Regions from separate parts of the Homo sapiens genome. Here region 2 is linked to region 1. A link is an interaction called in ENCODE POLR2A ChIA-PET data of the cell type or tissue named here. Cell type or tissue: GM12878. All regions are shown on one strand.

What was found. Peaks named below come from ENCODE experiments on the same cell type or tissue, not always from the same donor. Only the 100,000 strongest peaks of a DNase experiment are listed, where the experiment ranks them.
Region 2: POLR2A ChIA-PET joins it to region 1 with 5 read pairs; 14 of 35 experiments call an interaction of 5 or more read pairs at or near these places.

The regions. Positions count from the first base shown.
Region 1 is chr14:61,556,774-61,560,773 of GRCh38, reverse strand. It overlaps LINC01303 (long intergenic non-protein coding RNA 1303), which reads left to right. Exons shown (of 5, transcript NR_110416.1): 4 at 1-31. Among named protein-coding and RNA genes, the nearest start is that of LINC03033, 12 kb to the left of the region's middle. In GM12878, no CTCF peak of the experiment used is centred here; no DNase peak of the experiment used is centred here.
Region 2 is chr14:61,778,693-61,782,692 of GRCh38, reverse strand. It overlaps SNAPC1 (small nuclear RNA activating complex polypeptide 1), which reads right to left. Exons shown (of 10, transcript NM_003082.4): 7 at 3,783-3,845; 8 at 296-446. Among named protein-coding and RNA genes, the nearest start is that of SNAPC1, 18 kb to the right of the region's middle. In GM12878, no CTCF peak of the experiment used is centred here; a DNase peak (open chromatin) is centred at 2,343; H3K27ac peaks cover 728 bases.

The DNA.
Region 1 (4,000 bases):
TCCTTTTTTATCTTCATCACAATCTTATGAGGTGGGTATCGTTATTAGTATTGTCATTTAATAGAGGAAGAGAACAAGGATTGGGAGCGTTTAACAGCCGGCCCAGGATGAATGCGTCAAGTTTCAAATCCATGTCTCCTGATTCCAAGTCCATATTTCTCACAGTCCACGTTATATACTCAGCAGACGCTGTTGACAGGCTCTCTGAATCCAGGAGGCAGCTCTGAGCCTCAGGAAGTAAGTTGCTAGAATCCCAGTTAGGGTCCTAATATTCTAAGAGATACAGACCTAACAGAGAAGTGTGCTGTGCCTGTGGCTTTGTGGCAGGGTTTGTCTACAATAAATAAACACATGTTGTGTTCACAGGGCTTAACTCAGTGCTGTAACAGGAGCTTCAGAACTGACAGGGCAAACAGTCCTCTTCAGTTAAGTATCACTGGCCATGTCTTACCCTCTCAGATAAGTTGCAAATGCTTTTTTAACTCTCTCCCTCCCACCTACTATTATAGAACCATTTCTCAAAGCTTAATTCAAGACTTTATTTCTGTTTTCCAATAGTTATACACCTTATCTCTAAGAATAACCATTTTTAATGCCTTTGATTTTTCCCACTGAGCTCTTTGCCCCACGATTGTCCAGTAGCTGGGAATGGAGAGTGAGTCTGCACTTTTGATTACCTGATAAACAGCGATCCTTCCTCCTCCCCGATCCCACACTCCCGGAACCCTGACTTGGTTCTCTATCCTTGTCCTTCAGGAGAGAATGAACCTCTCTCCAGCCCCCGGGGGCTAAGGTTTTGTCCGAGACTTAGACTCTCAGCCATTGGTTCGGTATTCTGACTGCGCATTGGAACCATCTAGGGGGCGTTAAAAATCCCACTAACGCCAACAGGGGCTCCAGGGCTCCCTCAGGAGCTGTGGCTTGGCTGTCATTTTTCCCTTGCCAAGTGATTGGTGTTAGGGATGGTCATGTGACGCTAAACTGGCCAATGGGGTACGAGGATGCGAGGCTGCGAAGCTTCTGGGAATGTTTTCCACAGCTAAAAGCAAAAAAGCTGCAATTCAGGGGTGTTTTGTTTTTCTCCCTGGAAGTTGTTCTCTATGTGCCCCAAAGGAAGGAGCTTAATTTAGTTAGCAATCTGTGGACATTATCGCATTTGATCCTCACACTACCCTTTGAGGTAGTTAATATTTTGGTTTTAGTTATTAATTTACAGACAAGGAAACTAAGGTTTCTTAATTTTACAGACAAGGAAACTAAGGTTCACGGAAGTTTCAGTATCTCCACACCCCCTTCAATGACAACAGCTGAGCAGAGTCAGGGTGACCCTGGTCCTGCCTGGTTCCAAAGACCATGATTTTCTCACTATTTCCCTATTTGCAAGGTTGTGCTGGAAAGCTGTCTAAATAATAAAACTAATAAAAGTCCTGGCCGGATGCAGTGGCTCATGCCTGTAATCCCAGCACTTTGGGAGGCCCAGGTAAGAAGGATCGCTTGAGGCTAAGAGAGTTCAAGACCAGCCTGAGTTGACAGCAATAGCTTATCTCTACAAAAGCAAAAAAAAAAAAAAAAAAAAAAAAAAAAAATTAGCTGGGCATGGTGCAGGAGCCTGTAGTTCCAGCTACTCAGGAGGCTGAGGTGGGAGGATCACTTGAGTCCAGGAAATCCAGGCCTTTGAGGCTACATTGAGCTAGGCTCACACCACTGCACTCCAGCCTGGGCAACAGAGTGAGATCCAGTCTCAAAAAAAAAAAAAAAAAAAAAAGGCCTGACTTTTAACACTTACCAATGTCCATGGTGTAAATATTCCCACAATAACCAATTTTAAGCTACCACTGTGAGCTCTCCGAGCACTAACTTGAAAGAGATGTGCACAATCAGCTCTCATGAGCCAGTGTGATCCAACTCCAGCCAACCATTGGAAAAGGGGGCACGTGCTCAAACCCGGTCTTTGATGCTAAAAACATGTTTTCCTTCATCCCCCTACCGGGGCTTTCTCTGAACACACACCTCCCCAGAGCAGATCTTTACACTGGCATTCAGCACTGTTAGGAAAGGTGCTCAGCTCTAGTTCCTAGAGGGCAGAATAAGGATAATGAGGGACAAATCAGTAGGGGTGAACTTCAGAGGTTTCCTAATGCCTCCAGGTTGCTAATGATGCAAGCATGAGCCCCAAAGGACTACTTATCATTCTGCATAAGAGTGGGCCGAGAGAGCCCTTGCCGTTCGTTTGATCTCATTGCCATCTGAGCTGCTATGCCTTTTGTACACCCTGCTGAGCCCCCAGAAATGCTATGCACAGATTCATGACTGTGTGGTACAGTGAAAGCAGCAGGGGCCTGGCATGTGGCCAGTGGAAACATGATGGTAAGCCAACTCAGGCCTGCCCCAGTGGGCCCCCTAGGGCAAACGCCACAATAATAGTGTGCTTGCTAAGCCCATTCCACACTGTGGTACGCCAGCCTCTCAGGGTTGGGAGAGCCCTCCGGTCCAGGTCCATCATCCCCAACGAGGGTTGTAGACTGAAGATGTCCAGTGATCTTCCCTCCAAAGGAAGTCTATTACATATTTAGGGACCTTGGTGGAAAAGTTCATTTTTATGCTATGCCATAACACATTCTATGACTCCTGCTACAGCCTGAGGTGCTCCTAGTTCTAACCCTGGGAGCCATATGTTGTCAGACTGGTCCCTCCACACATGGCACGCCTATCAGTCAGGATAGGCTAGGTTATGCTGCAGGGACAAACACCGATCGTAATCTCAGCGCCATGAAACAGCAGTAATAAAAACCATAACAGCAACTAGTATTTCTTGCTCATTCAAAATGTCCATTGAGGGTAAGCTAGGGGTCCTATTCATGTTAATCACTCAGGGACCCAGGCTGTCAGAGCCCAGCCACCACCTCTCATCATTGCCGTTCACTGGAAGAAAAAGAGTGTCTCACCAGCACTGAAATGTTCTGGCTTGCAAGTAGTATATACCATTCTGCTCTGGACTTGTTGGCTAGAATTATTCATACGACCTCACCTGTCTGTGCTCAGGAGGCAGGGAGCTAGAAATAGTTGGGAAGCAAAAATAATAACCATCACATTAGCTTTTCACATATTTGAAGGTGGTTATGCTGTCCACTTGCCTTTGCTCCAGAGGCTCACCCGTTACCTCCTCACTTGCTGAGCTCCATGTTTCTGCTCCCTTCATCACTCAGTTCACTCTCCTCTGAACATGATCCAGGTTTGTATCTCTCTGTGGTGGTATCTAGAGCTGAGTTCAGTTTTCTAGGCACAGCCTAACCACGGCAAAGCTCAGTGGAGCTCATCCTTCCCCACATCTGAGGCATCACACTCATAACCCTGGAGGCTAAGATTGCATTTTATATTTTTTTGGCAGCCACAGCACCCTGTTGTATATTCACTAGATTCTAAGCTCCAGAATGGTAGAGACTATGACTTCCTTGCTCATTGTTCTGGCCCTATCACTTGGAAAAGGTTCTGATAAATCCAAATATTTGTCAGATGAATAAATATATTGAATGTATTCTCTTTGCCTCTGCCTAATTTTTACTCATGCTGTCAAGACCTATTGCCTCCATCTCATCCTGATATAATGAGCTTTTTCAGACCCAAGTACAGTTTATTTCTTCCATTTGTTCTGGCATACAGCTATGAAAGAGTGTTATCTTTGGAGTCAAAAAGTGTGTGTCTGACACCCAGCTCTGATTTTATCATTCAACACCATATATGTCTTAAGCACCTACAATATGCCAGGTGCCATGGATACAGTTATGAAGACAGACCGACCACAGGGCTGCCTTACCATTGGGTTAATTTGGGTAAACAATATAACATGTCTTGATTAGAATGTAAATTCCACGAAGGCAGGGATCTTTGGTGTCTTTTTCACTCTAGTTTTTCCAGCAACCACAATATGCCTGAAATATAATAGATGCTCAATAAATATTAGTTTAGTGAATGTCTGACTCTCTAAACTCATGTGCTTTTC
Region 2 (4,000 bases), 220 kb before region 1:
AGTGATCCGCCCACCTAGGCCTCTCAAAGTGCTGGGATTACAGGCATGAGCCATAGCACCCGGCCAGGCCAAAATTTCATCATCTATAAAACGATACATTTGATATGATTCCTAGGATCCCTTTCAAGCAATAAGATTCCAAGAATCTAACAGAATTTATTTTTAATATTAAATCTCACAAAAATGTTCTCAAACAAGTATCTAATCCTTCTTAACAAGGAAATAAACATGAGGCAAAGTTGTAAATAAAACCCATTCTCCTTTGTTGAATCTTAGTAAGACTTTAAAAAGTTACCTTTGTTTCTGAGAGACATCTTCCTTCCTGCTGGTTTCAATCTTTCTTTCTTCTCTTTTTTCCTAGTTGCTTTGACTTGCCCTTGACCAGATGCAGAATCAGAGTCAGAAGAGTCGAGTTTGACTTGACGATGCCTTCTTGATTTGGATGCCTTAAGAGTTACAATCCAATTAACCAATAAATTATAAAATGAATCCAAATGATAAAATTGAGAGGAAGACAAAATGTACAATCAAAGATGAGGAAAGATTTACAGAAATATCTGTCATAAAGTACTTTACTATTACCCCTGGCTGGCTTACTATAACTACCTGTGTCATGTAAATAGTCTCTTATTTTTATAACATGAAGTTTCCTGCAGCTGTCATCATCATCTACTCACATGGGCTTAAAATGAAGTTGTTCTATTATCTGGCATGGTTAGGCAACAAAGGTGTAGAGGCATCTTCTAATAAATTTATTTCCCTTAGGCACTACCACGCATTCCAAGTAGAAGTACTTCACGCTTGGCTCCAGGTTTGGCCATGTGGCCCAGATCTGGCCACAATGAGTTTAACATCCCCATGGCCAGGGTAATTTGTTGGGAGTGGGGAGGCAAGCAGGCGGGGTATGTGGTATGTATCATGGCTAATGAAATGCTATTTTGGAATTGTCTAACTATTAAGAAGGAAAAATTCTTTCTTGCCTTGGAAGCTAAAGCTGGGAACATGCAAGGCTGGAGCTGTCAGGAAAACAGCACTTGACGGCAGTGAAAATGGAGGGCCAGTCTTAATGATAGCTTTGTCTGCGACACAGATATCTTTAGCCAATCCTGGCTAAGGATTTGTTTTGTTACATCAGTAGGTGAATTCCCTTACTTGCTTAAGCAAAGAATTTTCAGTTAATGCTGTATATGCAATACAGGTATTAACAATTCTTTTTTCTGTCCTTTTTTTTTTTTTTTTTTTGGAGATGGAGTCTTGCTTTGTCACCCAGGCTGGAGTGCAGTGGCACGACCTCAGCTCGCTGCAACCTCTACCTCCCGGGGTTCACGCCATTCTCCTGCCTTAGCCTCCCGAGTAGCTGGGACTACTGGCGCCCACCACCACGCCCGGCTAATTTTTTGTATTTTTAGTAGAGATAGCGTTTCACCGTGTTAGCCAGGATGGTTTCGATCTCCTGACCTCATGATCCGCCCACCTCGGCCTCCCAAAGTGCTGGGATTACAGGCATGAGCCACCGCACCCGGCCAACAATTCTTAAAAAGCAACCACGTATAGCTGTCTCTCAGTATCCATGGAGGATTAGTTCCAGGACTTCCTTCGTATACCAAAATCCAGAGAAGCTCAAATTCCTGATATAAAATTGTGTAGTATTTGCATATAACCTATGCACTTCCTCCCATATACTTTCAATCATCTCTAGATTACTTATAATACCTAATACTATGTAAATGATTGTCATATTATTCAAGGAATAATGGCAAGGAAAAAAGTCCACACATATTTGGTACAGATGCATTTTTTTTTTCAAATATTTTCAATCCACAATTGGTTCAATCCATGGATGCAGAAACCACAGACACACTACAGTAACCAAAACAGAATGGTACTGGTACAAAAACAGACACATAGACCAATGGAACAGGACAGAGAACTCAGAAATAAAGCCACACACCTACGACCACCTGATGGTTGACAAAGTTGACAACAAAAATTGAAAAGTGAGACCTAATTAAACTACAGAGCTTCTGTACAACAAAAGAAACAACAGAGTAAACAGACAACCCTACAGAATGAGAGAAAATAGTCACAAACTTTGCATTCGATAAAGGTCTAATATTCATAATCTATAAGAAAATTAATTCAACAAACAAAAAACCACCCCGTTAAAAAACGGGCAAAGGGCTGGGCACAGTGGCTCACATCTGTAATCCTAGCACTTTGGAAGGCTGAGGTGGGACTGAAAAAACAGGCAGGTGCATTGAAAATCTATAGAGAATAGTGTCTCATTCCTCAACCTCAGAGCTAGGCAACTGATCTCCTGTACAAAACAGAAGGCCTGCTCTCTGAAGAGGCTAAACGAGAAAGGATGTGGGCTCAAAGGAAACTGGTGTAGGTGAGGAAGGAGATGAGGCCTCTTATTGAAAATAGAGGGGCTGAGTGAAACCTGCATAAGGAATGGTGAGCCTCGTGGCTGATTCTCTCTGTAGGCTCCCAAAACATTGGCAGCTGGGCTTATTTCCCACCCTCCTCCCCTAGACAAGGGAGTGAAAGATTGCTCTCTAAATAACTAGCTCCAAGACAAAGAAATCTAGAGGTTAGATAAGCTCCTGATCTCCTCTTGACTACCCTTAAATATGAAAAGACATCTGAGGATCTTCAATCATTTTTAAAAAGCCAACAAAATGGGCCAGGTGCACTGGCTCACACCTGTAATCCCAGCACTTTGGGAGGCCAAGGCAGGTGGATCACCTGAGATCGGGAGTTCAAGACCAGCCTGGTGAACATGGAGAAACCCCCAACTCTACTAAAAATACAAAATTAGCCATGCGTGGTGATGCATGCCTGTAATCCCAGCTACTCGAGAGGCTGAGGCAGGAGAATCACTTGAACCTGGGAAGCGGAGGTTGCAGTGAGCCAAAATTGCACCATTGCACTCCAGCCTGGGCAACAAGAGCAAAACTCTGTCTCAAAAAAAAAAAAAAAAACCAACAAAGTGAAAGAGTTCAAACAAATAGAAAAAAAAGAACTCAAAGGAAATGGGAGGAACCATCAAAAAAAAACTGTAGTTAATATCCTTAAAGAGAAAAAGTTATTGCATCCTGTGAAAAAGAAAAATACATTTAAAAAAATAAAACAAACATTCAGAGAACAAAAAAAATTACTGGTAATGAAAAAATATCAGGGGAAATTTTTTTAAATCAATATAATGGTTCAGAAGATAAAAGCCTAAGAAATCTCCCTGAAAACAGAAAATGAGACAGAGACTGGAAATAGAAGAGAAAAATAAGAAAAGCTGAAGAAGAGAAAAGATGCAGGAAAGAATATTTGTATCAAAGAAACAATACAGAAACTTCTTCAGAACTGAAGGATATCAGATTGAAAGGAGGTCACCATGAGTGCCAAGGGCAATAAACAAAAAAGATGTACACCAAGTTACATTATATGTATTAAATGAAATTTCAGAACTCCAGGGACAAAGCAAAACCTAAAACCTTCCAAAATCAGGAATACTAGAAGCTGGAAGACAATAAAGGAAATGGCATCAAAATTCCAGGTAAATATTAGAAGAAACTGCTAAAAGAGAAGAAGTGAAAGATGCTGTCTCTGAAGGTTAGGAATACAAGGGTGGGAAGTGGCAGAGAAGGGGACTGTTGTGCTATATAATCTCTCTAGCATTATTTGACTTTTAAAACTAAGTACATGTATTACTACTTTGATGAAAAATTGAAATATAATTTAAAAAGCAGTCAATTTCCAAATTACCTTATTAAAGAATAACTTACCTGTATGACAACTGAAAAGGCCTTTGATTTTATTTTCGCTAATGATTCTGCCCTTTCACATCTCTGGATGTAAAATAAGAAGGAAAAAAAAGTTAAAACACACAAACATTAGGTGAAAAACTGAATACCCAAGTATTTATTATCAGAAATAAGATTTCAGACACAATGTAGGGTAAAAGAAACTAACATACATTGGGTATACATTGAGTACACACACA